Linked DNA regions of Homo sapiens: region 2 is linked to region 1. Evidence: chromatin loops called from intact Hi-C (ENCODE). Cell type or tissue: K562. All regions are shown on one strand. Each heading gives the region's core, and the rest is flanking DNA. Links, peaks and the distances in the headings are about the cores only.

Evidence for each region. Peaks named below come from ENCODE experiments on the same cell type or tissue, not always from the same donor. Only the 100,000 strongest peaks of a DNase experiment are listed, where the experiment ranks them.
Region 2: it touches region 1 in a loop (2.1-fold over the local background); 2 of 110 quality-filtered maps call a loop at or near these places.

The regions. Positions count from the first base shown.
Region 1 is chr3:129,406,892-129,422,664 of GRCh38, reverse strand. EFCAB12 (EF-hand calcium binding domain 12) reads left to right here. Exons shown (of 9, transcript NM_207307.3): 2 at 862-1,298; 3 at 4,217-4,411; 4 at 7,264-7,420; 5 at 11,311-11,507; 6 at 13,807-14,020. Among named protein-coding and RNA genes, the nearest start is that of EFCAB12, 14 kb to the left of the region's middle. RefSeq lists enhancers at 3,766-4,265, 11,382-11,882. In K562, for the core only: no CTCF peak of the experiment used is centred there; a DNase peak (open chromatin) is centred at 8,614.
Region 2 is chr3:129,321,335-129,337,107 of GRCh38, reverse strand. H1-10-AS1 (H1-10 antisense RNA 1) reads right to left here. Exons shown (of 5, transcript NR_026991.1): 4 at 13,504-13,758; 5 at 12,539-12,927. It also overlaps the pseudogene NUP210P3 and the pseudogene MARK2P3. Among named protein-coding and RNA genes, the nearest start is that of H1-10, 13 kb to the right of the region's middle. RefSeq lists an enhancer at 8,345-8,404. In K562, for the core only: CTCF peaks have their summits at 8,228 (motif pointing left) and 13,015 (motif pointing right); DNase peaks (open chromatin) are centred at 8,257, 9,397 and 13,007.

The DNA of each region.
Region 1 (15,773 bases), core at 3,989-11,988:
CAGTCGTGATAAGTGGTCTGAAGGAAAGTGCAGGTTGTGATGCAAAGATGGGACCTGGAGGATAAGGAAGAGTGCCCAGGGTGTGGATGGGGAGGGAGCACTCCTGCTAGAGGGAGGAGCACGTGCCAACCCCTAGTCAGGATGAGGCTTGGACCACTCAGCAAACAGAGAGAAGCCCAGGCATCCAGGACATAGTAAGGGAAGAGAAGCAAGGGATTAGGGGGACAGGTTGACAGAAGAGGGGCCCGGGACTTCATTTTAAGGTTATCAAAAGTCATGGAAGGGCTTCAAAATGAGTGCATGGTGAGTATATACCAATAATAGCAGATATATTATGTACAAAGCAACTCTAATAAATTGACTGATTTTAACATCACTCCCATCCGATAAAATAGGTTACCATCATTATGCCCATTTTACCAATGAGGAGGTTGAGACAGAGAAGTTAGGTGGTTTGCTCAAGATCATGCAGCCAGTAGGTGGCAGGGCCAGGACTCAGACCGAAGAACGTTCTGGCCCCAAAGCCTCTGCTCTTAATACTGTGCTGCCTCAGATGATCACACAAGATCAGACTGGCATCTTTAAAAGTTCATTCTGATTGCCAATGGGAGGTGTTGGGGGCTGGGTATGGAGAAGATGAAATAAGAGAAAGCATATAGAGCCCTTAGCTTGCTGCCTGCTGTTGGGAGCACCCGGTAACATTAGATGAAATTATCCTTACGATTACAGCAAGACAATGATAAAGCCTGGCCTGGGATCCAGGGCCCTGTTGCCCAGCCTGGAGCAAAAGTGTTTTTCCTTCCTGGCTCCTTTCAGTCCTCTTCCAGAGAGAAACTCATCTTTTAACTCTCTTACCCCAAGGACTCTGCCCGTCTAAGACTCCCATCAATGAAAATGCTCCCGTCTTTGATCCTGAACCGGTCATTGCCCACTGCTTCAAGCAGTTCCAGCAGAAGGACTTCCGCCTGCCTCAGACCCGCCGGCGAATCATCATGGTGCCTCGCAAGGAGGATCAGACACCCCTTAATCCTGCATCCCAACCTCAGGCTCCCCCAAAGCCCATCCCCAGCTTCAAAGTTCTGGAAGCTAGAGATATCCAAGAGCAGCCAGAGGACAGGAAGACCTGGCTGAGCCAGAGGTCGAAGCTGCGGCAGGAGCTAGAGTCCTTTGGTGATGTAAAGAGGTGGCTGGAGAACAAGCCCAGCATCACGCCTTCAGAGGCCAAGGTCTTACACATGATCCACGAGGAGCAGAGTGCCCAGCCAAATGCCTCCCAGGCAACTACCAGGACCACCAGGGTGAGCAGCCCCATTTGCCAGATGAAGACACCAAGGGTTTAGGGATGCATCATTATTTTATTCCCTTGGGTTAGGCTGGATAGGGATAGTTCACACCATTTCACAGAGGAGCAAACAGAAGTCTTGAGAGGGAGGTGTATTAGTTGTCTAGTTATCTATTGCTGCATAACAAACACCCCCAAATGACTGAAAGCAACAAATATTTATGATCACACACCGTTTCTAGAGTCAGAAATCAGGGAGTAGCTTTGCTGGGTCGCTCTGGCTCAGAGTCTCTCATGAGGTTGCAGTCAGGATGTTGGCCTGGGCCACAGTCATCTGAAGGCTTGACTGGGGCAAAAGGATCTGCTTCCAAGCTGGCTCACCCATGTGGCTATTGGCAGGAGGCCTCAGTTCCTCCCCACATGGACCTCTCCATAGGGCTGCTTAAGTGTCCTCACAGTATGTCTGCTGGCATCCCCCAGAGTGAAGGGTCCAAAAAAGAGAGCAAGACAGAGGCTGCCCTTTCAGACCTAGCTTCTGAAGGCCTCAGTTTCAGAAGTTCCACACTATCACTTCCACCACATTCTCTTTGTCAGAAGTGAGTCCCTGAGTACTACCCATGCTCAAGAAGGAAAGAAGACTCCATCTTAGAAAGGAGGGAAGCAGAAGAGTTTGTGGACATACCTTAAAATCACCCCAAAAGGGATCATCCTGGCAGTCCATCTTATGGGGTATTTAAAATACCCATTGTTCATTCATTTGTTCATTGACACAAGTTTGCTGAGGGTTCCATGTAGCAAGCTATTGTGAGGATGACGATTGTGAGGTTGGGAGGAAAAGGAGGATCCCCCTTTTACAAATGTGGAAATAGAAGCTCAGTGAGGCCAACATTTATCCAAACATATAGTGATAGTAAGTGATAAGGGTACTACCAACTCATTCTCTCTCTGTGACATTTCCTTGGGATAAGAAGACAGATAAGTTGGGTTTAAACATAGCTCTGCTACTTCCTAGCTGTACCATTTGGGTCTCAGTTTTCTCATCTATAAAATGGAGACAACCATTGTTCCTACCTCCTGGGGTCGCTATGATGTCTAAATGCATTCATTTATATAAGGTGCCTAGGACGCTATTGGGCACATAGTGAGCACTCAAACATGATTTCCATCTGTATTATTATTGTAATCTCACAAGTGTCCATTGGGTTGGTTGGCCCGGAAACTTCAGGGTCAGTCCTTGCTGTTATTATAGCCCAAATCCTAATTTCATGGGTCTAACACACCCTCTTCTGCCAGCAGCATAGTGTCTAAGAATAAGAACTAGACTTGGGTTAGAAATGCAGCTGTACTGCTTACCTGCTGTGTGGCATTGGGAAAACCTTTCACATCTCTGAGCCTGATTCCTTATTGTGAATTAGGTAGTACCTCATACCTAATTCATAGGATCATTTATTCCTTCAGCAAACAATTACTGCCTGTCTTCCTACGGCCTGGGCTTTGTTCAGTATAAAGGTGGGAGATGGGGATACACTGTAAATAAGACACGGTCTTACTTCCAGGGTGTCTTAGCCTGGCCTCTCTTGCTGTCACAGAAGACATGATGCTGGGTAATTTATAAAGAAAAGAGAGTTTTTTTTGGCTCACAGTCCTGGAGGCTGAAAGTCCTCATGAGGTTGCAGTCAGGATGTTGGCCTGGGCCACAGTCATCTGAAGGCTTGACTGGTTGGCCTCTAGGGAGGGCCTCGTGCTGCATCCTAACACAGTGGAAGGCATCTCAGGGTGAGGGGGTGCACGAGAGGGAGCCAAACTGGCTTTTCTAGCTGATCCCATTCATGATAACGAGCCCTCTTCCATGATAACCAATTAATCCTTAGCCCATTAATCCATTAATCCATAAATGAATTAATGGATTCATAAGAGCAGACACCTCATGACCCAATCACCTCTTAAAGGCCCCACCTGTTAATACCATTATGTTGATAACAGTATTAAGTTGCTTCTGACCCAGCCCATCTGTGGATCATCAAAAGATGCTGCATTTCCAACGAACTCCTGGTGATGCCTGTGGTAGTGGTCCACGGGACCACACTTTTACTTTTGCTAGCTATTTAATAATGTAAATTAATTATAAATTTAAAAATGGAGTCCTTCAATCACACCAGCCACATTTTGAGTGCTCAATAGTCACATGTGCCAAGTGGCTTAACAAAAGTCATGTTCAGTTTAAACATGTATTTTGGAGGGGACAAACATTAAGCCATAGCACAAGGTGTTCACATGTTAGTGGGAGAGGCAGACACATAGGATTAATGGCTCTACAGTTTGCTACAGGCCATTAATAGAGGTGGGTCTCTATTATAATAAGCACCCTGGGAGGAGCACAGAGGAACAATACCCTAGGGAATGGGAAGGCCCTTTGTAAACTGCCCAGTGCTGCACCAAGGTAGAAGATTATCATCCATTACAAAATATGCCCTTTCACTTGGAATTGGAGAAGGAGGATTTGGACAGATAGAGAAAGAGAGAAAAGTCTTCCAGGCAGGAGGCCTATAGCAGATGCAAAGGCTGGGGGCGGGGATGGGGAGTCTCCACCTGGCTCCAGGGAAGGGTATAGGTTTTGGTGCACTGAGAGACCAGACCAGTGGGATTACGCATACTGACTGGTTTGACAGGAGAGATGTGGATAAGAATGAAATTTTAGTTCCTATATTGCCCAAGCCTTGTGTTTTTCAGATGAGAAAACCAAGGCTCAGAGAAGCAAAGTCTCCCAGGCATTTTGTGGCCAAACACAGTTGCCCTGAACCCAGTGCCCTTTGTACTCTATCCTGCTATTTAGAGCTGCTCGTCCTCTCCTTAGTCCCTAACTCTGGGGACTGCATCCGCCTGGCCTGTCTCCTTTGAACTCTCTCCTCTGCCCTACCCTCTCACCTCTTCCAGAAGAAAGCCCCCAGGCTCTCCCGGCTGTCCCGCCAGATGGTGCCCCAGCTCCAGCTGCCCGAGCCCCCTGCCCTGTCGGTCATGTACTCCTACCTGCATAGCCGCAAGATCAAGATCCTGGAGATATTTCACAAGGTGGGCCAGGGTGAGAACCAGAGAATCACCAGGGAGGAGTTCATCGCGGCTGTAAAGGCAGTAAGTGCCACCTGCTTTCTCTGGATGGGCCTAAGTGGGCAGGATGTACATGTACTCCCTCTTTGCCACCCCCGCCCCTCCCCCGCCATGCTGGGTTCTGGTTCAACTGAGAAGTAGACACAAGGAGTGCAAACTGTCAGCCTTATTACTTATTAAGGCTAGAAAATATGGATTAACTTGTGGCCAAATCAGATCCTCAATATCTGCCCCGCACCAGTCTGACCTTGAAAACCCCCACCTGAGTGGAAAGTCTGTGGAGTCCACCTCATAACCAGCCAGCTACCTTGGAGAATCCCTGTCTTGCACAGCAGACCCCAAAACTAAGATCAGAGAAAGCTGGTAGAGTGTCTCCAACTGTCACTGGCATATAAGTTACATGGGTGTCCTGTCGAAATGCAGCTTCTGACCCAGCACATCTGTGGGTCATCAAAAGATGCTGTATTTCTAACGAGCTCCTGGTGATGCCTGTAGTACTGGTCTATGGACCACACTTTTACTTTCACTGGCTATTTATTAATTTAAATCAATTATAAATTTAAAAATCCAGTCTTTCAATCACACCAGCCACATATTTTGAGTGCTCAGTAGTCACATGTGGCAAGTAGCTCCTCTACTGGACTGCACAGATGTGGAACATTTCCATCATCATGGAAAGTTGTATCGGCCTAGCAGAGGTCTGCAAACTGTGGCTCAAGAGACAAGTCCAGCCTGCTTCCTGTTTTTTAAATAGAGTTTTATTGGAACACAGCCACACTCATTCATCCTTGAATTGTCTATGGCTGCTTTCATGCTACAATGGCAGAGTTGAGCAGTATGACACAGACCATATGGCTAGCCAAACCTAAAATATTTACTATCTGAGGTTTTTTGTTTTTAGTTTTTTTTTTTTTTGGTTTTGGGTTTTTTTTTTTTGGTTTTTTTTTTTTTTTTGAGGCAGAGTCTCACTCTGTCACCAGGCTGGAGTGCGGTGGTGCGATCTTGGCTCACTGCAACCTCCGCCTCCCAGGTTCAAGCAATTTTCCTGCCTCAGACTCCCGAGTAGTTGGGACTATAGGCGTGCACCACCACGCCCGGCTAATTTTTGTATTTTTAGTAGAGAAGGGGTTTCACCATGTTGGCCAGGATGGTCTTGATCTCTTGACCTTGTGATCCACCTGCCTCAGCCTCCCAAAGTGCTGGGATTACAGGCATGAGCCACTGCGCCTGGCCTTATCTGACTTTTTATAGAAAAAGCTTGCTAACTTGCTAACCCTAGTCTAGATGAATTACGTTTTTATACATTTTGAATGCAAGATACTTTACCCTAGCATGCTGGCTCATGCCTGTAATCCCCCAACACTTTGGAAGGCCAAAGTGAGAAGACTGCTTGAGGCCAAGAGCTTGAGATCAGCCTGGGTAACACAGTGAGACCCCCATCTCTACAAAAAATTAAAAAACTTATCCCAGTGTGGTGGTACACACCTGTCGTCCCAGCTACATGGGAGGGTCAGATGGGAGGATCACTTGAGCCCGGGAGTTAGAGGCTGCAGTGAGCTATGATCACACCACTACACTCCAGCCTGGGTGACAGAGCAAGATCTCAACTTAAAAGAAACCCAAACAACGACAACAAATACCTTAAACAACTTTAGGGAGTTGACTGTGATGTCTTTCGTGGTTTTAAATTATTATCAGTTTTCTCACACATGTTTTATGACATGTAATTATCTCAACAACATTTCAAAGCATTTAAAGATAATAGTCTTTAATCTCCATAACCAAAAGTTTAAATATTACATTCTTTAGCACCAGGAGAGTTCATTTTTTTGTTTGTTTGTTTGTTTGTTTGTTTGTTTTGAGACGGAGCTTCGTTCTTGTCACCCAGGCTGCAGTGCAATGGCACAGTCTTGGGTCACTGCAACCTCCCTCTCCCTGGTTCAAGGGATTCTCCTGCCTCAGCCTCCTGGGTGCTGGGATTACAGGCATGTGTCCCCATGCCTGGCTAATTTTGTGTTTTTAGTAGAGATGGGGCTTCACCATGCTGGCCAGTCTGGTCTCGAACTCCTGGCCTCAGGCATTCCACCCACCTGGGCCTCCTAAAGTGCTGGGTTTACAAACGTGAGGCACAACGTCCAGCCAGCACCAGGAGAGTTCTGATCTTACTTAGCTCTGATCAAGTTAGTTCTGATCAAGGCTAGGCACAGTGGCTCATGTCTGTTTACCCAGCACTTTGGGAGGCCGAACCAGGCGGATCACTTGAGGCCAGGAGTTTGAGTAAAGTTCAGTGAACAATGACTATTGTCTAAAGAAACTGAAGAACAAAATCATATTTCCTTTAAAACTTTTCTTCTTGAATATCCAATGTTGCTGGCAAGCATTATACACCTCCAGAGTTGCTCATCGTCCTTAAAAGAATGAGGAGTATAGTATTCTTGATCCCATTTTCCAGGAATTAAGGGAGATTTATGTGTTACTTGTGTATAGGGATGATCCACATGTGAAATCATGCTTCGTATCCAGCATGGTAGATGCTGCCATTGAGACTGGTAGGAAGTGGGGTGGGACCCTAGAGGAAGAAGAAACCCACTCTATAAAGATGGTGACATCTGGACTGGACTTTGAAGGAGGGATAGGAGTTTTTCAGGCAGAGAAGGGGAACTGCCTGAGCAAAGGCAAAGGTAACAAAGTGCAGAGTTCATTCAAGGACCGGGAAAGGGCTCTGAGCTGCAGCAGGGACCTTGGGTATAGTAGGGAGTGGTTGAGGATGAAACTGGAAGCAGGATGGGGGTCTGAGGAGGCTGGTAAGGCCTTGGCCATCAGAGCAGGATGTTTGGATGGGAGCCTGCTAGTCTGAAGGTCTTCTCTCTCCTCAGGTCGGAGTCCCTCTGAAGAACCAAGAGGTGGAGGATATAGTGATCTACCTCAGCTCTCTTGGGAAGCACAACACCATCACCATGGATATCCTGGCCAATACCTACAAGCAGTGGTCTATGGCTCAGCAAAGGAGCAGCCTGGCCACTGCAAGGGAGCGTGCGTACCCCTCCCCATCCTGTGCCTCCACCTCCCCGTCCTGGGAGCAAGCATGGTGCAGGCAGCCTTGGCCTCTCCTCCAAACTCACTTCCTCAGTGTGTTCCCCAGTTTTGGCCGACTGTGGTTTGGCCAAGCCTCTGGAAATTTTCAGGCCCAGAGATTAACTAAGGAGTAGATATTCCCTTGAGTGCCCAGCTACCACTGTGTCCATTCAAAGACAAATGAGTCCCAGCCCTTGTTCTTAGAGGAGGATACTCAGCCCACCAGAGCCCACCTGAGAGGCTGAGAACTGACCCAAATGGCAAGCCTTTCCAGAGACATTTATGTGTGTGTGGGTCCAAGGCCTCCTCACTATTAATCCATAGCTTATTGATAAAATTCTTGTTCAGAACCAGAATTAGCACATGTTTACAGTTTACTGGAAAGTGTATTTTGGTATTCTGCTATCAGGGGTATTATGGCAGGGTTGCTGTCAACAGTTGTAAAGGTTGTACATGGCTCAAGTTCCATCTGCCAAGCAATACATTTGTGGGGCCACATCTGTCCAGACAAGGCACAGAGGCAAATTAGAAATGGACTTGCTAAAGCTCTGGCTGTGAATTTACTCTACAACACAAAGGTGCATTGTATAATATTTCTTTATATCTTAGTACCATTCTTGTAGTAAACAAACAAACAAAAAAGAACCATTACAACCACCCACCCATTCTAGCACCCTTCCCAAACATAGCCACAGCTTTGTTTTTCTAAATGAAACAAATCTTGCTCTGTTCCCATCTACCAGGTTGGCAGGAACTTAATCTCATGCATGTTTGGGGCTTCCTTGTCCTCCCTGAGTCACACAGGAGCCCTGGAGGAGGCAGTGGAGGGGTTTCCTAACAATGGTAAAGATCTGGGGTGAGGCCGTTGGAGTTTACAGTCACACCAAGAGGAGTTACTCAGCATCCTCACTGGAGTGGCTCATTTGGGGACAGCAGGCAGCTCAGAGCATCCATTCCTCAGTCCTCCAGGAGATTTTCAATGTCCAGTCTCAACCAGCTGCCCTGCAGAGAAACTATCACCTCCCAAGCAGGGTCTCTGCCTCTCTCAGAGCTCAGGGAAGCTCAGCACCCCAACAGTCGCTCCTGCATGTGTCACCACCCCAACAGTAGTAATCTCCTTTATGTCCAGCACATTTTTAAGGTCACCTCAAGTTGGGCTGCTTTCCCTCTGATACTCTTTGTGCCTTTTTGTTATAAATTACCAAGCTTATCATTATCTGTGTAGCTGGCTGTGAGTCATTTCAATGACCACAGTGTGCTGTGATGCATATTCGCAGCAGAGATATTTTGGGTCCTGTTATTTCCCAGTAAGTAAACACAAAGCCAAGCAGCAGACCTTTGCTCTCATGGTGCTACTTTGGCGTCATCACTGAGTTCTTTTTCCCTGGTGAGCAATAGTGGGTAAGATAGGTAGACTGGGGTGTGTAAGAATTAAAGAAAGAGGAAAGAAACAGGAAAGGTGGCTCAATAGTCAAAGACAGGTTTATTTTAGAGAAAACAAACCTGAGAGGGGCTGCTGGCTGAGTTAGGTCAGAGCCACATTCTCTTACAGACTAAGAGTTTTTAAGGATTCACAGTGGAAGAGTTTATCAGAGGCTTGGACTGCTTCTCTGTCTCTTTGTTGTGTTTATCTGGGAGGCAGAGTTGCGTGTCTGTTTCCATACATCTTTCTGCAGCTGCAGGCATATCCCCCAAGTCTGCTTTTAGCTTCCCTATCTTAGTGCACCTGAAGGGAAAGGAATGTGCTTATTAAGGCCCACAGTTTTACTGGGGCCCATTGTATGAGGGTGAAGTTTGGCAGTCACCCAAGAGACTTTCCCCCGACCTCCCTCTGTGCCTGAGCTGTCTTGTCTGTGTTTTACTGTCTGCTCTTTCTGGCTGCTTATAGTTAGAAGAGAAGTGATTTCCTTGAAATGCATGAGGCTAGAAAGGGAGCTGGAACTTAAAGTGGCGGTGTTTGTCCCAGATGACGGTGCTCCTGCTCTGTCCGGGTGTCTCTCACTTTGTCTAAAGAGGCAAGAGTTTGAGCGTCTTGGCAGGGGTGCCTTCTTCCAGTAGTTCTTCTTGCAGTAGCTCTTCTTCATTCTTGCAGAATGATCTCAGTTTATCCTTTATGTCCGCAGAGGTCAGGATTGCTATTCCTGCTTTACGAGGAGGAAGCTGGAGCTCAGAGAGGCTGAGCCACTTGTTCACAGCCTCAATAGAAGGTGGTAAGGTCAGGATATTATTTCAGCTTGAGACGATGAAGGTCTGAACCAGGGCAGGGACAATGGGATTCTTTCATTCATTGGAATCTTTGTTGAGCAACTACTATGTGCCACTTCTAGAAACTGGGAACACAGCAGTGGGCCAGCCAAAGCCCCAGCTTTCGATGAGCTTGCACCTAAAGGGCTGGTGGTCAGGGACGGCCTCTCTGAGAAGCAGACATTGGAGCTGACATCTGAGTGATTGACAGGAACTAGTCTTGGGGGAAGCACAATCTAGGCAGATAGAACTGTGAAGGCAAAGGCCCTGGGGTAGGATAGCTTGCAAGAGACAGAAGGTGGTCAGGGTGGCTGGGTGGAATGGGTGAAGGGTGAATGGTATGCCATGGACCAGGTGGGAAGGCAGCTGAGGCCAGATGGTACAGCAGGGCCTTGTAGCCCAGGGAGAGGACTCTGGGTTTTGGTCTAAATGCTGTGGGAAGCCAAGGGAATGAGGCGATCTGGTCGGTCGGTCAGTCTGTCTATCTATCTATCTATCTATCTATCTATCTATCTATCTATCTATCTATCCATCCATCTACACATATCCAACATAAGGAGACTCATGCAATGGGGTCTCCTTATGTTGCCTAGGCTGGAGTGAAGTGGCTATTCACAGGTGTGATCATAGCTTACTGCAGCCTCAAATTCCTGGGCATAAGCAATCCTCCCACTTCAGCTTCCTGAGTAGCTAGAACCACAGGCGTGCCACTGCACCCTGCTTTATATATGTGTATATATATTTTTGGGGGGGGATGGAGTCTTGCTCTGCCATCCAGGTTTGAGTGCAGTGGTGTGATCTCTTCTCACTGCAACCTCCACCTCCCGGGTTCAAGCAATTCTCCTGTCTCAGCCTCCCAAGTAACTACTACAGGTGCACACCACTGCACCCGGCTAATTTTTGTATTTTTAGTAGAGATGGGGTTTCACCATATTGGTCAGGCTGGTCTTGAACTACTGACCTCAGCTGATCCACTCGCCTCAGCCTCCCAAAGTACCCTGCTCTATATTTTTTGTTTGTTTGTTTTTGAGAGGGAGTCTCACCGTGTCACCCAGGCTGGAGTGCAGTGGCACGATCTCGGCTCACTGCAACCTCCAGGTCCCAGGTTAAAGCAATTCTGCCTCAGCCTCCCGAATAGCTGGGACTACAGGCACGTGCCACCATGCCCGGCTAATTTTTTGTATTTTTAGTAGAGACGGGGTTTCACAGTGTTAGCCAGGATGGTCTCGATCTCCTGACTTCATGATCCGCCCTCCTCGGCCTCCCAAAGTGCTGGGATTACTGGCGTGAGCCACCGCGCCTGGCTATACTCTATATTTTTTAAAGATCCTATTTGCTGCTTGGTGAGACAGGGTGACAGGACGAGAATGGCAACCAGAGGGCTGGGGTTGGTGCAGTAAGGGACGCCATTAGTGGAGATGGAGAGGAGGGCCACATCTAAGGTACAGCTTAGGTGGCTTAGGTGGGCACTGCCCAGACGTGTGGGAAGGGAGCGGAGGGGTGGCCTGGTGCCTGCTGGGTGACACTGGATAACTGCTTGGCAGGTTCCGTGGCTGGGCACCCTCTTAGTCCCTCCTTCCTTCATCTCTTCCCTCTGACTCCAGATTATATCTTGGCCAAGCACAGAGATTCCCTGAAGGGTCCGCTCAAGAAGCAGGAGGTGGATTCAGCCCCACAGCTTCCCAAAGTGGACCTACTGACGGTGCCTGCAGTCGACACGCAGATGGAGACGCGGCCCATGACCCTGGAGGAGATGGAGGAAGTGGGCAAGCGGTACCGCGAGCGGCAGCGACAGCACAAGGTACCTCGCCAGCCCAAGGAGAGCATGCGGCTTGGGGACTGGAGCAGCTGGGGTTCAGATCACCGCAGCAGCACCACCCGCTGGCTGCAGAACCCTGGGGAGGGGGGTCTTCGCCTCTACAACCACCCCTTCTTCACGTCCCTCATCTGTAAAATAAGAACAATACCTGCCTCCTGAGGTTTTTGTAAAATGTAGTAAGATCCTGTTTCTGAAACTATCACGTCCCCCTCTCCCTATTCTTTAATTATGACTTTTCATCCTTAGACCAGGCCTGCATTTTCATCACAGCTGGAATCCAGGCACCTGGCACAGGGCCTGACACTGGGTAGACTCTCCAGAAATACATGGCAAGTGAAGGAAGGATTGATTGCATGAATTAGCTTGTCCAGTAAACATTTATTGAGAGCCTACCATGTGCCAGGCACTCTTCCGGGTGTTATAGTAAGCATAACAGTCCCTGCCCCTAGGAAGCTGACAGTCTGGTAAGGGAGGCAGACAACATCAATACAATACTACATATAAATATTCATATATAATATAGTCTGGGAGTGGTGTCTCGCACCTGTTAGCCCAGCGCTTTGAGAGGCCAAGGTAGGAGGACTGCTTAAGCCCAGGAGTTCGAGGCCATCCTAGGCAACATAGGGAGATCCTGTCTCTACAAAAAATTTAGAAAGTTAGCCTGGGGTGATGGCATGTGCCTGTGGTCCCAGCTACTCAGGAGGCTGAGGTGAGAGGACTGCCTGAGCCCAGGAGGTTGAGACTGAAGTGAGCTAAGATCGCACCACTGGACTCCAGCCGAGGGGAAAGAGCAAGATCTTGTCTCAAAAAAAAAAAAAAAATTATATACAGGCCAGGTGCAGTGGCTCATGCCTGTAATCCTAGCAATTTGGGAGGCCAAAGTAGGAGGATCACTTGAGGCCAGGAGTTTGAGACCAGCCTGGGCAACACAGCAAGGCCCCGTCTCTACACAAAATTTTTAAAAAATTAGCCAGCATGGTGGCATGTGCCTGTGGCTGCACCTACTGAAGAGGCTGAGGCCAGAAGATGGCTTGAACCTGGGAGGCCAAGGCTGCAGTGAGCTATTACTGCACAGTACACCCCAGCCCAGGCTACAGAGTGAGACCGTGTCTCTAAAAAAAAAAATAAATAAATAAACACAAATATATATATAATTAAAAATACATATTTGTATTTATACCTATAATATTTGTATTTGTACATATAATAAAATGGCAGATATTGCTAAGTGCTATATCTACTAAGATTTGATTCAGTTGCATGACAAGAAAACCCAAAATGTTTGAGCAGGGACCAGCAAAGTTCCCCTGTAAAGGGCCAGATAGTAAACATTTTAGGCCTGGTGAGCCATGTCTTGTCTGTCGCAACTACTCAGCTCTGTGTTGCAGCAGGAAAGCAGCCACAGACAGCACCTTAACAAATGAGTGTGGCTGTGCTCCAACAAAACTTTATAAAAACAGCTGGTGGGCCAGATTTGGCTCATGGGCTGGTCTTTGCTGATTCTGGTTTTAGAAGCTTTAAAAGTTAGGGTTTTTTTTTCCTTGTTAAAAAACAAGGTGGTGGCAGCCAACAAAAGCAGCTACCTGCTCCGCCAGCCTCCTCCTATCTTAGCTCATGGCTTTCACCTCAAGGTCACAGATGGCTACTCCTAATTTAAATGTCACTTTTCTTTTCTTCTCTTCTTTTCTTTTCTTTTTTTGAGACAGTCTCACTCTACTGCCCAGGCTGGAGTGCAGTGGCTTGATCTTGGCTCACTGCAGCCTCAACTTCCCGGACTCAAGCCATCATTCCACCTCAGCCTCCTGAGAAGCTGGGACTACAGGCGCGCGCCACCATGCCCAGCTAATTTTTTTGTAGAGACAGAGTTTTGCCATGTTGCCCAGGCTGATCTCGGACTCCTGGGCTCAAGTTATCCTCCTGCCTCGGCCTCCCGAAGTGCTGGGATGACAGGTGTGAGCCATCTTGTGGCCCCGCGAATGTCCTTTTTCAATAGGACGCCTCTAGGGCATGTGTACTGTGTTTTACCATATATGTTACACAGTCATGTGTGCACTCCTGCACACCCGTCTACAGGGCTGTGACTTCAGAACCTGAGCTTCTGAACCTGAAGTCTTCACTGACTTCAGAACCGGAACTGCAGCCCCACTGGACGTTGGTTGCCATCACCCCTCATGGGGACCTCGCAGGGGAGAGGTCGATGAGGCACTGCATCTTCCTTCTTCTGGCCAGGAGGAGGGACACAGGCGAGAGAAGGGCGAGCCCCTTTCTGCTTCCTTCGCAGCTCACGATCCCCTCCATCCAGTACACGGAGCAATGTCACCTGGTGCGCTGTGGGAATCGGCACTTTGATGAGCACTGCCTCCCGTCCACCATCCACGGGGATATGAGGGAGCTCATTGACTCGGCCCGCAGGCACAACTTTCTGGTCTACCTGCAATGCTGGAAGCTCTGTAAGTCCTATGGCCTCCCGCTGACAGAGGACATCCTCATGAAAGGTAAGGGCCTCGGTAGCTGGCCCTAGGAAGATGCCAAGGGAACCCCAGAGCTGGGGTGAGGGTGATGCCACCCAGGGCACCCATGCAGCCATTCAAGCCACTGTAATCTCTGGTGGGGACATTGGGAATAAGGCGGAGTGGGGGCGTGGAGGAGAAGAGGAGGAGCCCAGTCTGTTTTGCTGCTAGATGGGATTTCTAGAACACAAGACCCGGAGGTCTGGGTTCCACAACTGAGATTTGGGGGTCTGGATTCTGGAACCCTGAGCTTGGTGAACCAAAAGCTCATTCTAGAGTAGAAAGCTCCAAGGACAGGAGTTCCAAGTGAGAAAGCCCTGAGGTTGAACATAAAGGAAGAGTTGCAATATTGAAGAGGGATATTTGATAGAAATGATAACTGCTATCAAAACAAAGCCTTTCTCTAGGCCAGGCTGTTGCCTGGTTCTTCTGCAACAAGCAGTGGGGTATGAAAGCACGTGGAGACAGGACCTGCTAAAGCCCTTTGAGCAGAGAGCACTCAGACTCAGCCCTGAGATTTCCACACTGCTTCTTCCCTCTGCTTGGGTGGAAAACACGTTTTCATACATCCAAGCTGGTCTGAGCCCACTGTGTCTCTGCGGGGTGAGCACTTCTAATATGTGGGAGCGGAGAAGGGCCCAGCCCCGAGATGACAATTTAGCAATGCCTGCATTCCAAACTTGTGAATTGGTGAATGTATAAATTTGTTTTGTTTTGAAATGGAGTCTCACTCTGTCGCCCAGGCTAGAGTGTAGTAGTGCGATTGCGGCTCACTGCAAGCTCCGCCTCCCAGGTTCAAGCAATTCTCCTGCCTTGGCCTCCTGAGTAGCTGGGACTAAAGGTGCGCACCACCATGCACAGCTAATTTTTGTATTTTTAGTAGAGATGGGGTTTCACCATGTTGGCCAGGCCGGTCTTGAACTCCTGACCTCAGGTGATCCACCTGCCTTGGCCTCCCAAAGTGCTGGGATGACAGGCATGAGCCACCGCACCCGGCCTGGTGAATGTATAAATTTAATGGGCAGGATCTTCTCTGTGCTTTAAAAACATGAAGGAGCAAGCTGCACTTGGGGGCAGAGGTTTTCTCCTAGGAACCTCTGCCTAGGAAGGAACTTTGGCCATACTGGGAAATGTAGCTTTCTGAGAAAGGAACACGTCACACAGGCAGTGGTGTGACTTACGTGAGAACTAGACTTTACAGTCACAATTGATTATTACCATCTTTTTCCCAAGAGGGAGGGAAACAAGCGCTAAATTTATAGGGCCCTGGGTCTTCTTAGATTAGTTTGCTAGGGCTCCTATAACAAAATACCAGTCTGTGGACTGCGCGGCTTCCACAACAAGAATTTATTTTTCACCGTTCTGGAGGCTGGAGGTCCCAGATCAAGATGCCAGCAGGGCTGGTTTCCAAGGCCTCTCTCCTTGGCTGGCAGATGGCTGCCTCCTTGCTGCCTCCACACAGTTTTTTCTCTGCACATGCACACCTGTTGTCTCTCTTGTGTGTCCACATTTTCTCTTATAAGGACACCAGTCAAATTGGATTAGCACCCACCCATGGACAACCTCGTTTTAGCTTGATCATCTCCTTCAAGACTTTATCTCCAGGCTGGGCACAGTGGTTCACCCCAGTAATCCCAGTACTTTGGGAGGCCAAGGCAGGAGGATAGCTTGATCCCAGGAGTTCAAGGCTGTGGTGAGCTATGATCATACCACTGTACTCCAGCCTGAGTGACAGAGC
Region 2 (15,773 bases), core at 5,030-13,029, 87 kb after region 1:
TACTGGGAGGCTGAGGGAGAATTTCTTGAACTCGGGAGGCAGAGGTTGCAGTGAGCCAAGGTTGCGGCACTGCACTCCAGCCTGTGTGATAGAGCAAGACACTGTCTCAAAAAAAAAAAAAAAAAGAATAAAGGAAGGAAACACATTTTGAGTGGCACTTATATCAGGCTCTAGACTAGGTGTTGATTTGGTGGGGCTTGCTTTTGGTTTTTGTTGTTGTTGTTGCTGTTTTCTCCCTTTCACAAAACCTGAGTCCTATCTAGGGCCAGGAGTTAGATTCCAATTTCTAGATTTTCATAATTCTATGTTGCACAAGACAGACATCCAGGAGACCGAGGGATAGATTATTAGCAAGTGAATAAAAGATGATTTAGCTAGAGAAAATGTAGCAAAAAGGAATCAGGATGAGGGGATTAGGAATGGCAGAGGGGGAATTGGGGAGGAGGGAGTTGGAGGTGGGGCTGGGACAAACAGAAAGGAGGTGGGGGAAAAGGCCAGGGAAATCAAGTCCCAGAGTTCAGCGGGGACCAGAAACCACAGTCTTAGCAGGGCCTCAGGAGAGCAGCAAGCTGTGTTTACCTTGGAAGGGTGGAGAGAGGACTGCAGGGAGCTGAGTGGGGAGGAAGGGGGAGGCGGCAGCACAGAGGAAGCAGGGGACAGACAGGAGGAAGAGATGGTGCCCTGGGCCAGGTGGGGTGGAGGGGCCCTCTGTTCTTCAGGAGGCTCCAGGCTGTCCTTCAGCTCACTTGTAGCTTTGGATAGGCCTTTGAAGGCTACAGGGCTGCCAGATGCCCTCTTGACTTTTGAATCCTGTTCATTGACCCTGGTAGCAGCTTGGACACCTCCGTCCTCTGCTGAATGCCTCTGGGCCAGGTGTATTGGGCACATGGCAGCGTCGTCATCTTGCCCGGTTCTCACCCACAGCTGTTGGAGTCTACACATGGTCAATTTGTCCCAAGGTTTTTAATGTTCTTGAACCTCAGGGCCTTTGTTTTCTCCATTCTGAATGCCAGGATTCGACATGGACTCTCTCAGGTGTTTTGCCATAGGCAATACATTCCCATTGACTCTGGTTACCCTACGGTGCACTAGATGTCAAAACCTCTTCATCCTTTCCAACTGAGACTTTGGTCCTTTGACCAACAACCCCCCCATTTCTTCCCTCTGCCACCCCTCTACACATCTGCTCCTCAGCCCCTGTTCACCATCAATCTACTCGCTACTTCTATGAGGTCAGCTTTTTTAGATGAACACTTCAGGGACATCACACGGAATTTGTCTTTCTGAGGTGATGGAGATGCTAAGTAGTGTGATTTTGTCATTCCAATGTGCACACATCCATCTAATCCTCACACTGTATCTCATAAATGAATGCAAGCATGATTTGCCAATTAAAATAATATTAAGAAGAACATAATAAATGTAATAAAACACAGGAAGTGTAGCTCGACTGCCCCACCCACTTGGTTTTTGTCTCGGCCCAGCTGTCCATTGGGTTCACTGGTGCTGCCTTATTTCTCCCTTTGACTTTTTTGTGCTAGTCAGAAACAACATAATTGCAGCATGAAACTGAAACATCTTTTGCCAATGGCATCCGTGGCTCCTTTTGGTCACAGAGATTGAGGTTACACCATCTGGCTTCCCGGGGGTTCCCTCCGACCAAGTCACCTCTTCTGGGTCTTCCACATGGAGTGAGCCAACTTCCCAGTGGGTTCCCTGAGACAAGTCTCCTTGGGGGTTCCCCCATAGCTGCTGGTGCTCTGGGGAGGGTGAAGTCACAGGCTTATGCTGGGGGCTTTGCTGGGAATGGCTGGCTTCATCTCCAGGCCAGGTAGGGTTTGCCCTGACTCCCAGGGATGCTCCTGTTCGTGCTTCTGTGAATTAGAAAGTGGGAAAGGTCGGCTGGTTTTGAGTCCTCCTCTCGGTTGGACAGGGAAGGTTGACTTAAATGTGGCAGATGGGGAAGGACAGGTGGGGCCCCCAGGAAGGAGGGATTGTGCTCCGATGTTGGAACCCTTTCTCCTCTGCACTTTTCTGAACTCCCTGATTAGGTAGGTGGCCATGGGATGACTTCTTTTTTTTTTTTTTAATATCGCTTCCTCGATATGCTCTGCCTAGAATCCCCTGGCCACTATGAGCTGGGTTGTTGTGGGGCCTGGGAGGTCCAGGAGTGGCTCTCTGTATGGCTTGAACCATGTCTTCTGGTCGCTATTGACTCAGGAGTCCCTCAACAGCTGGTCCAGTGGAAGCTGCTCCCTGGGGTTGAGTGTGAAGAATTTTTAAATATTTTTTTCCATTAAAATAAAAAAAAAAGTAGCAGTACTATTTTAAGTTTTGTTTTTTTTTTTTTCTGTATATCCTTACAGTTCTGCTCATAAAATGGCAGGTCCCCAGCCACCATTTTGCATACGATGATGCCAAGGCTCCAAACATTGATGGCAGGTCATTGGTACCCATCCATGGCCCAGGAAGAGTTCTGGGCCTGCGTAAGGGCGAGTCCCATTAAACGTTCTCAGTCTCTCTTTGCAAATGTTGAACTAAACCCAAAGTCGGCTATTTTGATGTTACGTTCTTTGTCAAAAAAGATATTAAGGTTTGTTCTAACCCCAGGAGAGCTCTTCCCAGCTGTCTCTTTTTCCATTTCTCTCTTGCAGACTTGCCGGCCTCCAGTGTAGCCCACACCTCCTGGACTCTCCGTCGCCTCCCAGTTGCCTTTCAGCACAACCTCCACTGTTCTGGAGAGTGCGCTTAGGCTTGGACTTCTCCGAGCTCCATTGCACATGAAGTCAGTTTCTTCAAAAGCTACTCACACCTTCTGTTTTCTGCCTGCTGCTTTCCCAGGCAAACTCTCTGAGCCAGAGCTATGGTGCTGGACACAGTGGTGCATCTCTCTCTGGTGACACCTGCACATCAGGAGCTGGGTGCTTGGTGAATGGGGCAGTAGCCCCAGTGTTCATCGGCTGTCCTCTCTTAGCAGGGAACCCCACCCCATGAGCCAGGGAAGGGCGGCCGGGCCCCAGTATTCTCATGGGTGCTGCACTCAAGGCAGAGCCTCCATCCCATGAGTGGGGCCTGTGTGGAAGACAAGAGCCTCCACCTCTCAACCCACTTTCCTGGGCTGAGCAAGCGGTCTCAGCAAGCGGTAGCTGGTGGCATGATAAGAAAAGATAACATTCTGCCCCTCTTAGCAAGCAAATCTCCCAGGCAGGAGCTAGGGGGTGAGGGAGTCCTGTGATCTTGGAGAAAGCAGTCTGGAGTGGAGCCCCCCTCACTGGGGTGGGGAGTCAGGGAGGACGGGCATCTTATTTCACACACTGCAGGCCCTTGGTGTTCTTCCCAGGTGTTAGTAGGTTTTCTTAATAAACGCTTCTTCATTTGCTGTGTGCCCTTGGAATCATCCCAGAGATTTTATTTTAGTTTTTATTTATTTATTTATTTATTTAAGACGGAATTTTGCTCTTGACACCCAGGCTGGAATGCAACGGCACGACCTTGGCTCACTGCAACCTCTGTCTCCCGGTTTCAAGCAATTCTCCTGCCTCAGTCTCCTGAGTACTGAGATTACAGGCACCCACCACCACGTTCAGCTAATTTTTATATTTTTAGTAGAGATGGGGTTTCACCATGTTGGCCAGGCTGGTCTCGAACTCCTGATCTCAAATGAGATCTCTGGACCTCATCATCCCAGAGATTTTCAATGGCTGTGTATTTCATGACTTCTGCCACCTTCACTGAGGCAGTCCAGGTTGGAGTGCAGTGGAGCAATCTCCACTCACTGCAAGCTCCGCCTCCTGGGTTCGCGCCATTCTCCTGCCTCAGCCTCCTGAGTAGCTGGGACTACAGGAGCCCACCACCATGCCCGGCTAATTTTTTGTATTTTTAGTACAGACAGGGTTTCATGATGTTAGCCAGGATGGTCTCGATCTCCTGACCTCGTGATCTGCCCACCTCGGCCTCCCAAAGTGCTGGGATTACAGGCGTGAGCCACCACACCCGGCCTGCTTTTTTTTTTTTTTTTTTAAAGAGACAAGAATCTTGCTATGTTGCCCAGGCCGGTCTCAAACTCCTGGGCTCAAGCGATCCTCCCAGCTCGATCTCCCAAACATTTAAATGTTTTTAATACATTAAACAAGAATTGCATGTCTTGAGTATTGTTATAAAATTCAAATAATTATTTGATCTATAGAATAAAATATACTACCATTAGGTGACAGGTTTAGATTAACCCTTTGATTCCGAATCCCATGCACTTTCTTCCCACCTCTATCTACTTCCTGGGAGAGACTCTAAGCTTCTACTATGAGTTTGGCATCAATTGGGATTTTAATCCTGTTCCTGAGCCCCTCTGTGTGGAACACTTGCCAAGACAGAAACTGCAGGAACCCCAGAGTCCTTGCTCCTCAAACACTTTAGGATTTCAAGGAGGAGGAGTCTCCCCATTGATGCTTCATCCTTATACGTCTCCACATTCCCCAAGCCTTTTTATTACAGGAAGCCTCAGAATTAACCCTCCCCATCGTAAACACAAGGACTGCCAGGCTGGGCCTCTTTCTACAGTAAGCCCCTCACTTAGTTCTGGGAGGACTCCGAGAAACGAGGAGACTCTAGACAAACTGGGGCAATTTCCCTCCAGCTTTCTCAACTGAGGTCTACTATTCCACTTCAGATAATGTGGCCGAAAATAGGTAATTCCATTTCCATGTGCATAATCTCTCCCGTTACTTACACCAATCATGGCTTCTGGGTGGTGGAGCAACACACACTATAGAATGAAGGAGAAACAAGGGGCTTCTTCAGGGACCCAGCCTCAGGGTGGAGACGTGGCTTCCTTCCTAGGAGGAGGACACAGTAGGGTGTGCATTGCAAGGTGGAGAAAGATAAACTCAGCCACGGGGGTTGCAGGGCGATCCCCACTCGGCCTGGTAGGACCCACTAATTGAAATAGGTTCTTGTTGCTTCTGAACTCCTTTTCAAGGAAACAAGTCAAGGTGTTTGTTGAAGTAAGCATAAAATATCACATGAGGCAAAATCATGGCTTCAGAATCCCTTTGATGATGAATACTGTGTGACACAGTTTGTTTTAATAGAATCTGCTTGCTCTGTGGGTGTCAAAATTTTTCTCCACAAAACAAAAATAAGTGAGACTGCTCAATTTAGAAAAAATATCACTTTCCCCAGAAGGAACATGTTTCTCATACTAAGATTCTCCAAGAACCTTCACTGTCTAGAACAGTTTCCCAGTGGTGCCTGAAGAGACATCTGCTGTGAGGGATTAAATGTTCAAATGAGTGACACCAAGACCAAGAGCTCTAGGAGTTCCGAGACAGCCACCCATGGACTCCATGGGAGAAGGCAGGGCTCAGGGCCCTGGGCTGGACCTGAAGAGGGAGGAGTACAGAGGGGCTGAGGGAAGTCACAAGAGTGTCCAGGCCATGTGTGGATGGGAGGGGGAGGATGGATTCCAGGGTTTTAAAGTTCAGAAGAGTCAGCACGCCATCATCACCTGAATCCAGCCACAGCCATTTGCACAGTGATTTCTGTGCTCCATCTAAGCAAGAGTGAATCCTAGCCATGGCTGGTCACTGCCAGGGCAAGAACTGAGGCCTCCTCATTCCTTGTCATCCCAGAGCTCAGCCCTGGGCAGCCCAACTTAGTCCTCCCAGAGGTTCTGATAAGCACATCGCTGGGCTGAGATCTAGCTCAGGCATGGAAGGGTTTCATCCTCACCCTGTCTAGCCTGTTGGGCCCCACACTAATCCAGGTGCTTTCTCGGGCTCTGATCCAGGGTCAGAGGAGATGAGCGTGGGCTCCTGAAGACAGTAAGTTGTCCCCATCCCCTCTGTCCCTGCTGCTCTGATCCTGTCTGGACAGGGTTTGCTGGTCCGTGCTTTTCACCTCTGTGTACAAGTGCAGCCCCTGCTGGGAACCCTCGACCTGGATGCTGTCCTCCCCGTTGCAGCATCCCCAGGCCTCACAGAGGGCCTGGCCCCTGTACCTGTGCCCAGGAAGCTCCCATAAATGGATGATTGGATCAGAGCAGACACCTACTCTGCAAGGAAACACCAGGGTAGAAGAATCATGTCTTCTTCATCTTTATATCTCTGAAGCTGCGCTCTTCTGTGTGGCAGTCACTACCGGGAGGTGCTCCTTATTACTAACTTAATTAATCCATTCAATTAATTAGAGTGCAAGAAAACACTGTGTTCAACAGCCACATTTCATGTGTCCCTAGGAGTTATTTGCCACTGACCATAGCACTCAACAGCACAGAGAGCATTTCCCTCTGCACAGAACACTTGGGTAGCTGTTCTGAGCCCAGCCCAGGTCTGTTGAATGAGCTCATCTACCTCACAATGTTTCCATCACGGTTAGAATTCCAGGTAGGTAAGTCTGTAGCGAGAGCTGTAACATTGCAGCAAAAATGGGGAAGTGAGAGGAGGAAAGGAGACCTTCTCACTTGATGGTTTACAATTGTCAGCAACGCCTCATTGATGGTCTCGAACTCCATAGAGCCCAGGGAGGGTAAGAGAGCCCAGAGGACAGAGAAGCATGATCTTGTGTCATCTAATGTGACCTCAATGGAGTAGGAGGGATGGGTGAGTCACTCTCTGGAATACCCTTCTTGCTGATGTTTGTGGCCCCTGGACACCATGTGGTGCACGCAGCAGTGAGGATGAAGACGGGAGGTAGGGGACTCCACTCCAGGTAGGACCCAATGGGAGAGGCTGCTGGGGAGCACGAGGGTTACACTTGAGGCTATGAAGCCTTGGAAGGGAGCTGTGAAATCAGAAATAAATGTGTAAAATCTGATTTGTTCTTTTTGTATTTTAACGGCATACAGAGATGGTGCCTCTGGGCTCTGAGTGTGCTGTGTTTGCCATCATAGTATTTAAAGATGGTCTTTCTCAAAGCACCAGATCTTTCCTGCCTTTGCCACAGCAAACTTCAGAGCCTTTGATTATGTTTCACCTCTTGGGAATGATACACAAAAGATTTTGGTTTGACTTTTGGGTGTTGACCTCCAGGGGAAGGAATCTGGTGAGACACAACTCTCTCATAGGCAGATACCTGATCTTGGAGGCAAAGTCCATCTAGTGAGTGCGGGGTGCTGGGTGAGAAGTCGGCCCTCTCCCTCTGTACTTTCTTTTCTTTTTTTTTTTTTGAGATGGAGTCTCTCTCTGTTGCCCAGACTGGAGTGCAATGGCACGATCTCGGCTCACTACAACCTCCGCCTCCTGGGTTCAAGCGATACTCCTGCCTCAGCCTCCTGAGTAGCTAGGATTACAGGCGCATGCCACCATGCCTGGCTAATTTTTTGTATTTTTAGTACAGACGGGGTTTCATTGTGTTAGCCAGGATGGTCTGGATCTGACCTCGTGATCCGCCTGCCTCGGCCTCCAAAAATGCTGGGATAATAGGCGTGAGCCACCGCACCCGGCCCCTCCCTCTGTACTTTCAGGACTTGGAGCAGAACCTTCATGTTCTGTCCTCGTAACTGGGGGACCAGTTAAAGGGCAGCCAGGTTTCTGCTGGGGCATGGGCCAGCTGTGCCCGCCGGTCTCAGGTGTAACAGGCTAAGTCGCCCACAGTGGTGTAGACAGACCCATTGTGAGATGGATGCCTTAAACTTCTTGACCTGTGTTATCCTCCCAGCAGCCACGTGAGCTTGCACACCACTGTGCTCTCCATTGAGTAGTCGTAGAGGCTGAGACCTGAAGAGGCCAAGCCGCTTGTCTGAGCTCGGGGAGGGCAGAGCTGGAGTCTGAACTCAGATCCATGTGGATCTGCACTCTCATGTGGGAGCCACGGGCCCCAGGGCTATTTACGTGTAGTTAGAAAATGAGCAGTTTGGCCGGGTGCAGTGGCTCATGCCTGTAATCCCAACTCTTTGGGAGGCTGAGGCAGGCGGATCACGAGGTCAGATCAAGACCATCCTGGCTGACACAGTGAAACCCCGTCTCTACTAAAAATACAAAAAAAAAAAAATTGCCGGGCATGGTGGCAGGCACCTGTAGTCCCAGCTACTCAGGAGGCTGAGGCAGGAGAATGGCGTGAACCCTGAAGGCGGAGCTTGCAGTGAGCCGAGATCATAGCACTGCACTCCAGCCTGGGCGACAGAACAAGACTCCGTTGTCTCGAAAAAAGAAAAAGAAAAGAAAAGAAAAGAAATTGAGCAGTTCAGTTCCTGAGATGCATAAGCCTCCAGTCCAGGGTTCACTGGCTGCACGGCGAGTGCTGCCACCTGTGGGACAGGGCAGGAGCAGAGCTACACCGGTCCTTGGCCGGCGCTGGTGCAGGCCCCAGGTCTGACTGTGCTGCTTGCCTCTAGTTTTGCTATGTGATTTTTAAAGAGCACGATGCCTTTTTTTAAAGTTTCATTTTCATGTTTGAGTCTCCTTTTGCAGAAACTTCAGGCCTGTAGAAAATCTGCCAGCGCAGTCCAAAAAGAGGTTTCCCTCACTCACCTGAAAGCCGGTTGCCAGCCTCATGTCCCATCACCCTGATGATTTTCAAGTGCTTTACGACCATTAGTGACGTTGTCCTGCATGGCCACCGTGCAGTTATGGTGCTAGGAAACGAACACTGATGCCGACCATCTTCAGACCTCATTCGAGTTTGCTCATTTGTCTCGGTTTTTTTTTTTTTTTAAATTGAGACAGAGTCTTACTCTGTCGCCCAGGCTGGAGTGCAGTGGCACAATCTTGGCTCACTGCAACCTCCACCTCCCGGGTTCAAGCGATTCTTCTGCCCTCAGCCTCCCGAGTAGCTGGGACTACAGGCGCGCGCCACCATACACAGCTAATTTTTTTTTGTATTTTTAGTAAAGACGGGGTTTCACTGTGTTAGTCAGGATGGTCTCAATCTCCTGACCTCGTGATCTGCCCGCCTGGGCCTCCCAAAGTGCTGGGATTAAAGGCATGAGCCACCACATCTGGCCCAGCCCTTTTTTTTTTTTTTAGACAGTCTCCCTCTGTCACTAGGCTGGAGTGCAGTGGTGCAGTCTCGGCTCACTTCAACCTCTGCCTCCAGGGTTCAAGTAAATTTCCTGCCTCAGCCTCCCGAGTAGCTAGGACTACAGGTGTGCACCACCACGCCCAACTACTTTTTGTATTTTTAGTACACATGGGGTTTCACCATGTTGGCCAGGATGGTCTCGATCTCTTGACCTCATGATCTGCCCACCTCAGCCTCCCAAAGTGCTGGGATTACAGGCATGAGCCACCGTGCCCAGCCATTTGTCCCAGTTTTATCCCTTTCAGCAAAAAGAAAAACCCCAGCCCTGAGTCACCTGCCGCATGTGTCCTGTTTCTCTTAGTCTCTGTCAGCCCGGGACAGCCTCCTGGGCTTTGACTTTGGACACCGTGACACTTGTGAAGAGGACAGTCTGGTTATCTGTAGAGCAGCTCTCATTTTGGGTTTATCTGCTGTTCCCTCATGGCCAGGCTCTGAGCACTGCGTCTTTGGCAGGAATATCACCGAAGTGAGACTCCATTCTTCCACTTGCTTCTGATCTGGGGAAGTCACCTTCTCACCCCTTTGTAATTATAAGTCCTTTGTTGGGGAGTTTACCATCTTCTGGTTTTTTTTTTTTTTTTTTTTTTTTTGAGATGGAGTCTCACTCTGTCACCAGGCTGGAGTGCAGTGGCGCAATCTCGGCTCACTGCAACCTCTGCCTCCCGGGTTCAAGCAATTCTCCTGCCTCAGTCTCCTGAGTACTGAGATTACAGGCACCCACCACGTTCAGCTAATTTTTGTATTTTTAGTAGAGATGGGGTTTCACCATGTTGGCCAGGATGGTCTCGATCTCCTAACCTCGTGATCCGCCCACAATTACGCCATTAAAGTCCAGCTCTGGGCCGTAGGGGATGATGGGGACGTGGTGGTTCCTCCATCACAACCTTCTCCAGAACTCAGCTCACGGTGACTCCAGGCAGACGTCCTCACGTCCTGATGCCTTTGAGAGCTGAGTCGCCCTCCTGGAGGCAGAGCTTTCTGGACCAGCTCTGCAGTTTCTGGTGTTTTGTAAAACTATGACCACGAGCCGGAGAGTCAGAGACCTGGATTCCAGTCCTGGCCTTGTCACTTCCTGCCTGTGGCCTTAGCCAGGGAACGTTACCCACCTGAGCCTCAGCCTCCTGCCCTGGGAAACAGAGCTGGAGGGGATCCCATGCCCAGCTCGGCAGATTGATCCGCTCAGGGCCCCTCTCTGGGCCTGGCGCATGTTGGATGTTGAGGGGATGCTGGTTCCCTGTCCCCTTCTGACAGCCCCGTCCCCTGCCATGTCAGGCCCCCCAAGCTTCCAGGCAGCTCTGCACCTGAGCCGAATGATAACAGAAATCCCAGACACCAAGGCAGGTTGGAGCTGGATTGTCCTGGATTTGTGGTCAATTTGACATGTGACACCTAGAGTAACCAGGCGAGGAAATAAATTACGGCGTGGCCCGGCACCGGCAGATGCTGGGGAGATGGAAGCATGGCGGCAGATTGCTCTTGTGCAGGGGAACAGTGGGCTCGTTTGTAAATGCAGGCTGAAGTGGGAGGCTGCGTGGGAAGGATCCCTGAAGTCAGCCTGCCCAGCAGCCCACACTCCATGCTACACCACGTCCCCGACATCTCCCCAAGCTGGGATCTGGGGAGAGTGAGACGTGGTGCCGTCCGGTCCCCAGGGCTAAGGGACCAGTCATGGAGAATCGTTCCCCAGAGCTGGGTGGTAGGCCAGGGAGGTGGGACAGGAGCAGGCAGCCTCAGGGAGGCGAGGGCGCTGCTGGTCCGGCCTCGGCTGGGCTGTGTTCTTGGGCCTGTTGCCTCATCTCTCAGGCCTCATTGTTCCTGTGTGGACTCAGCGGCTGGTCTTGCATGTCAGTGTTTCCATCACGTATGCAGGTGGATAAAATGGAGTTTCCCAGGCTTCTTGCAGACACAGCCTGGGCCAGGGGCCAAGCATCTGCATTTTTCACAAGGACATGGGCAGATCTGATGTAGGAAGCTGCAGGGACATGTCTCTAGGTAGCCCCAGCCCTGACTAACGGGACACCCCTTATTTCTTCAGTGTTGGCCCCAGTGGGAGGGGCTGATAGGGAATGCTGTGGTAGATTCTGACAGACCTTGTGTCTGGGTTTGATCAACAAACTTTAACAACGCGTTCCTTTTCCAGAATCATCACTTTCTTGGAGTCTATGTCCATCCCTCCTCAGAGCACAGACCCCCTGAAGGTTCAGACTAGTTCTACTGTGAACACTATAGATCTATTATCACTTCAGAGCATAGACCTGCTGTGTGTTAAGGACAGAGCTGCTAGGATTCTGAGTGTAGACCCACTGAGGAACAGGAACAAGTTTGAAGGAGCCTTGTTCAGATAGAATGGGATGAGTCCAGGTTTGGTCCTCGGGAGGTCAGCTCAGGACTCAGGGCTGAAGGCGGCATCAGGCATCTGTTCCTCAGCAACAGGTCCCTCTCTGTGGAGGAGGCCAGCGCCATAATTGTGGGGCCCCTAGGTGGGTGGTGTGGGGCCTCCAGGTAAGTGGTGTGGGGCCTGCAGGTGGGTGGTGTGGGGCCTACAGGTGGGTGGAGTGGGGCTTCCCATGTGGATGCTGAGGGCCCCTGTGCTGAGGGTGGTGGTCCCATCCTCCTCCACCCTGCTGCCCCTGAGGCCTGAGTGCTCAGGCTCCCCCTGCCTGTTTTAGGGTTCACCATTCACCCTGGTGATAGGTGGGTGCTGGAGACCGGCCGCCTGTATGAAATCACCATTGAAGTTTTTGACAAGTTCAGCAACAAGGTCTACGTATCTGACGTCAGTGCCTGTTCAGGTCCTGGCTGGGGGGATGAGGTGGGTCGTTGTCTGACGCAGCTGCTGGAAAGCAGCCCCCAAAGCAACAGGAGCCCCCATGCAGGATGACTGAGGAAGGGTCCTGTTTCTAGTGGCGCTCCTGGGTCTGTGGGAGACACTGCCAAGGCATCCTGGGGCATTTCCAGAGCCTGTGAGCCTGCACACCCGCCCCACCGCAGAGTCCCTGTAGGGCTGGAGCCCTGTAGTCCCTGTAGGGCTGCCACAGCGGCAGGGCTTCAGGAGAGGGGGATACGGAGGAGGTCTCTGCCCGCCACTCTCCCACCCCCTTTTCCCCAAGCTGGGGACCTCAGAGGATTCATTCTTCTCCCGCCCTGCCGAGAGTCAGGGAGCACGTCCTGGCCTTCTCCCTGCTGAGCCCCAGAAATACCTGGAACCCTGCGTGACAGAGGCCGAGCTCAGCACGCTTTCTGGTTCTGGAAAGGGGTGTCAGACAGATGGGGAAATGTGCAGGAGCCTTGGCCACCTCTCTGTCCCCTGTGAGAAATTCCAGGCTCATCAGTGAGTGCCTCCAGGCCCTTCCAGGTGGTGTTGGAGGTTTGTTTGTTTTTTGAGATGGAGTCTTGCTCTGTTGCCCAGGCTGGAGTGCAGTGGAGTGATCTCGGCTCACTGCTACCTCCACCTTCTGGGTTCACGCTATTCTCCTACCTCAGCCTCCCCGAGCAGCTGGGACTACAGGCGCACACCACCACGCCCGGCTAATTTTTTTTATTTTTAGTAGAGACGGGGTTTCACCGTGTTAGCCAGGATGGTCTCGATCTCCTGACCTCGTGATCCACCTGCCTCGGCCTCCCAAAGTGCTGGGATTACACGCATGAGCCACCGCGCCTGGCCCTGTGTTGGAGGTTTTAGAAAGAGGTGAGGTTCCTCTCGGTGTCCTTGAAGAAGCCATTGCTTTGCTTGTGTTATCAAACAAGGGCTGGGATGGTCACCATTTGCAGTTAGCTGTAGGGGACGTGATGTCCTTTTTTTGGTATTTACTGGTTCCTTGTTGAGACCTTGGTAGGCTCCAAGCTGCCCCAGGTGCCACACGGGGAGATGAAACAGGAGTGCAGGTCATCGGGCCATGCAGGGAGGGTGCCCTGGGTGGGGACAAAGGCCATAGTGGTTAGAGCTCTGTTCCAGGGCCTGACCTGCCCGTCTGCTGCTAGTGGAGGCTGCTGAACACCAGGGGGCCCCTTGGCCTGGCCCGGCTGCTGGTTTCAGTTCTGTAGCTTCTTGCCCAAACTCTGACTTTCTGGAGTCACCCCAGAAGCACCTCTCACCTGTCCTGCCTCGCCTTCCAGAACTTCTGAATTGAAACTGTGCTTCCTGCTGAGTTCTTTGAGGTGCTCTCGGCCTCCCAGAATGGGTCATACCATCACGTCAGGGCACTAAAGAGGGGACAGATGGCCATTGACGCGGCCCTCACCTCTGTGGTGGACCAGGCAAGTTGGTGTCTCCCCTGCGTCGTGCCTTGGCCTATGAAGCCCTCCTCTGTAGGCAGAAATGTCAGCCCAGGAGGGCCATGGGTCGAGTTGGGCCACCAGTGTCCCTTTGCCTGTTTGGGCTACTTACATCCTGGGTTCTTTTTTCCTTTGTCTTTAAGAAGCCCATCAGCCTTAGGGAGCAGAGCTTTGCTGATCGGAAAATCGGCCTGGGTGTTCCCATTTTCCTACCCTGCGCAGAAGGCCTCCCGGCCTGGAAGGGGCCGCAGGCTGTAACAGGAAGAAATGCCCATGCACCGACAGTGACTCCTGCCAGAGTCGGCCTCCTCATCTCTGGGAGCTGGGTGGGCTGCTTTAGCTCTCAAGCCTCAGTTTCCCCATCTGTAAAGTAGGGGGTACACCACGTCCATCCTGCCGGGGTGCCCTGAGGATTCAGTCAGGCAGCACTTCCAGGAGTGGCTGTAGCAAAGCCACGGAAAGCCATCCCTGTGGAGAACGAGAGGGTGGCAGGGTGTCTGGAAACTTCCTCTCCACTCTCCCACAAAATCCACCTTTGTGGCCTGATCCCCAGGGAGGGGTGGGGGTCCAGTGACTGGGAAAGACTGCTGATGACATGGTTGTCATAGTGATGTGTGGCACCCTCACCCCTTGTAGGATAGAGGGGTCCACACACTATGGGTGCCTGTGTGGAACCAGCAGGAGGTGGAAATTCACATCCCCATCACCCTGTATCCCAACATCTTGACGTTTCCATGGCAACCAAAGACAAGTACTTATCAGTACACAATAAAGCTACATGAGACCCCCACTTCTGGGTGCATTCCTCTGGTGTTTCCATAGGATTGTGGCTTTTCGTCCATTCTATTACTTTTTTTTTTTTTTTTGAGACAGAGTCTTGTTCTGTCACCCAGGCTGGAGTGCAATGGCACAATCTCGGCTCACTGCAACCTCTGCCTACTGGGTTCAGGTGATTCTCCTGCCTCAGCCTCTCAAGTAGCTGGGACTACAGGTGTACACCACCATGTCCAGCTAATTTTTGCATTTTTAGTAGAGACAGGGTTTCACATGTTGGCCAGGCTGGTCTCGAACTCTTGACCTCAAGTGATCCTCCCACCATGGCCTCTCGAAGTGCTGGCATGAGCCACCACGCCCGGCCTCATTCTGTTACTTTTAACGTTACTCTCTAGTGGCCTACTTTAAATCACAGTCTTTATGATTTCTGTTATTTCCTGAGGTTTCCATCATAGCAATGCATTTTTTGTAATCAGGAAAAAGCCCAACAAAAACCAATAGTGAAAAAATAGAGAAAAGAAAATACAATAAATTCTGGAATATTCTGGAATACAGATTTGAATTTCATTAACATTTCTTTTTCTAAAAGTTATGTTTTGAAAGCTATATATATCTGTATATAGATATAGATATATAGATATATGCTCTTAGAGAAAACATTCAAATTCAAGGCATAAGTATCTCCAACCCCATCACATGGGACGTGTCACTGCTTTGATCTTCCTGCCTGCACGTGGCATTAGCCAGCAGGACTCGCGTTAGACAGGGCTCGAGTCCTCGTGGTCAGTGCAGGGCACATCAGTCCTGCTGTCCCATGGAGTGGTGACAGGTGTCCTTTCTATGCACTGGCACTGGCTCTCTGCTCAGATGTGTCACCGTCCTGGCCCCTTGGGTTCTAGGGTTGTTTCCTCTGGTCTGGGAGCAGAGGTGCGGTCGCTGACCTCCCAGCAGATGATGAGGAGTGGGCAGGGGTGTGTGCTGGGAGCTTGTGTCTGGTCAGGGAGGCAGCGCCCTGCAGCTGGCTCGGTGGCCAGGGGTTCTGCCCACTGCAGCCTGAGCTTTGCGAGGTGCCACCAGATTCTGGGGCCTCTGTCATGGGCATGTGTGTTTGTGTGTGTCAGTCTCGAGGTCCCCAGAACATGAGGGCAGAAACAAGACAGGACAGAGAGGGCGAGGGCAGGGGGAGCCTCCAGCCAGACCCTGGCTGACACCACGTTTTTCCCTGCAGTTGGCATCGACCTTGTGTGTGAGTGAGTAAGTGGCCACAGGTGTTTTTGAGGATGTGAGAATGGGTGTGTTTGAATGTGTCTATAGGTATGTGTGTGAATGTGTAAGAAAGTGGGTATGTGTAGAGCTGTGTGGGTATGTGAGGATGTGTGTGAAGGTATAGGTGCACGTGAGTATGAATGGCTAGGTGAGTGTGTGTTGGCTTGTGTGTAAGCACCTATGTTTGAGGGTGTGTCCGTGGTCAAGTGTGAGCTTGGGTGAGTGCATGTGAACTGGTGAGTGGGAATGGTGAGTGGGTGAATGTGAGGGTAAATGTGTCGAGTGTGTGTGAATGGGTGAGCCTGTGTGAATGTGAGCGAGTATGTATAAGTGCGAGTGGCTGTGTAAATCAGTGAGCATATGTGTGTGAGGGAAGTGAGTGGGAGCATGTGAATGCGTGTGTGAACCTGTGGGTGTGAAGGGTATGTGATGGTGAGCTTATG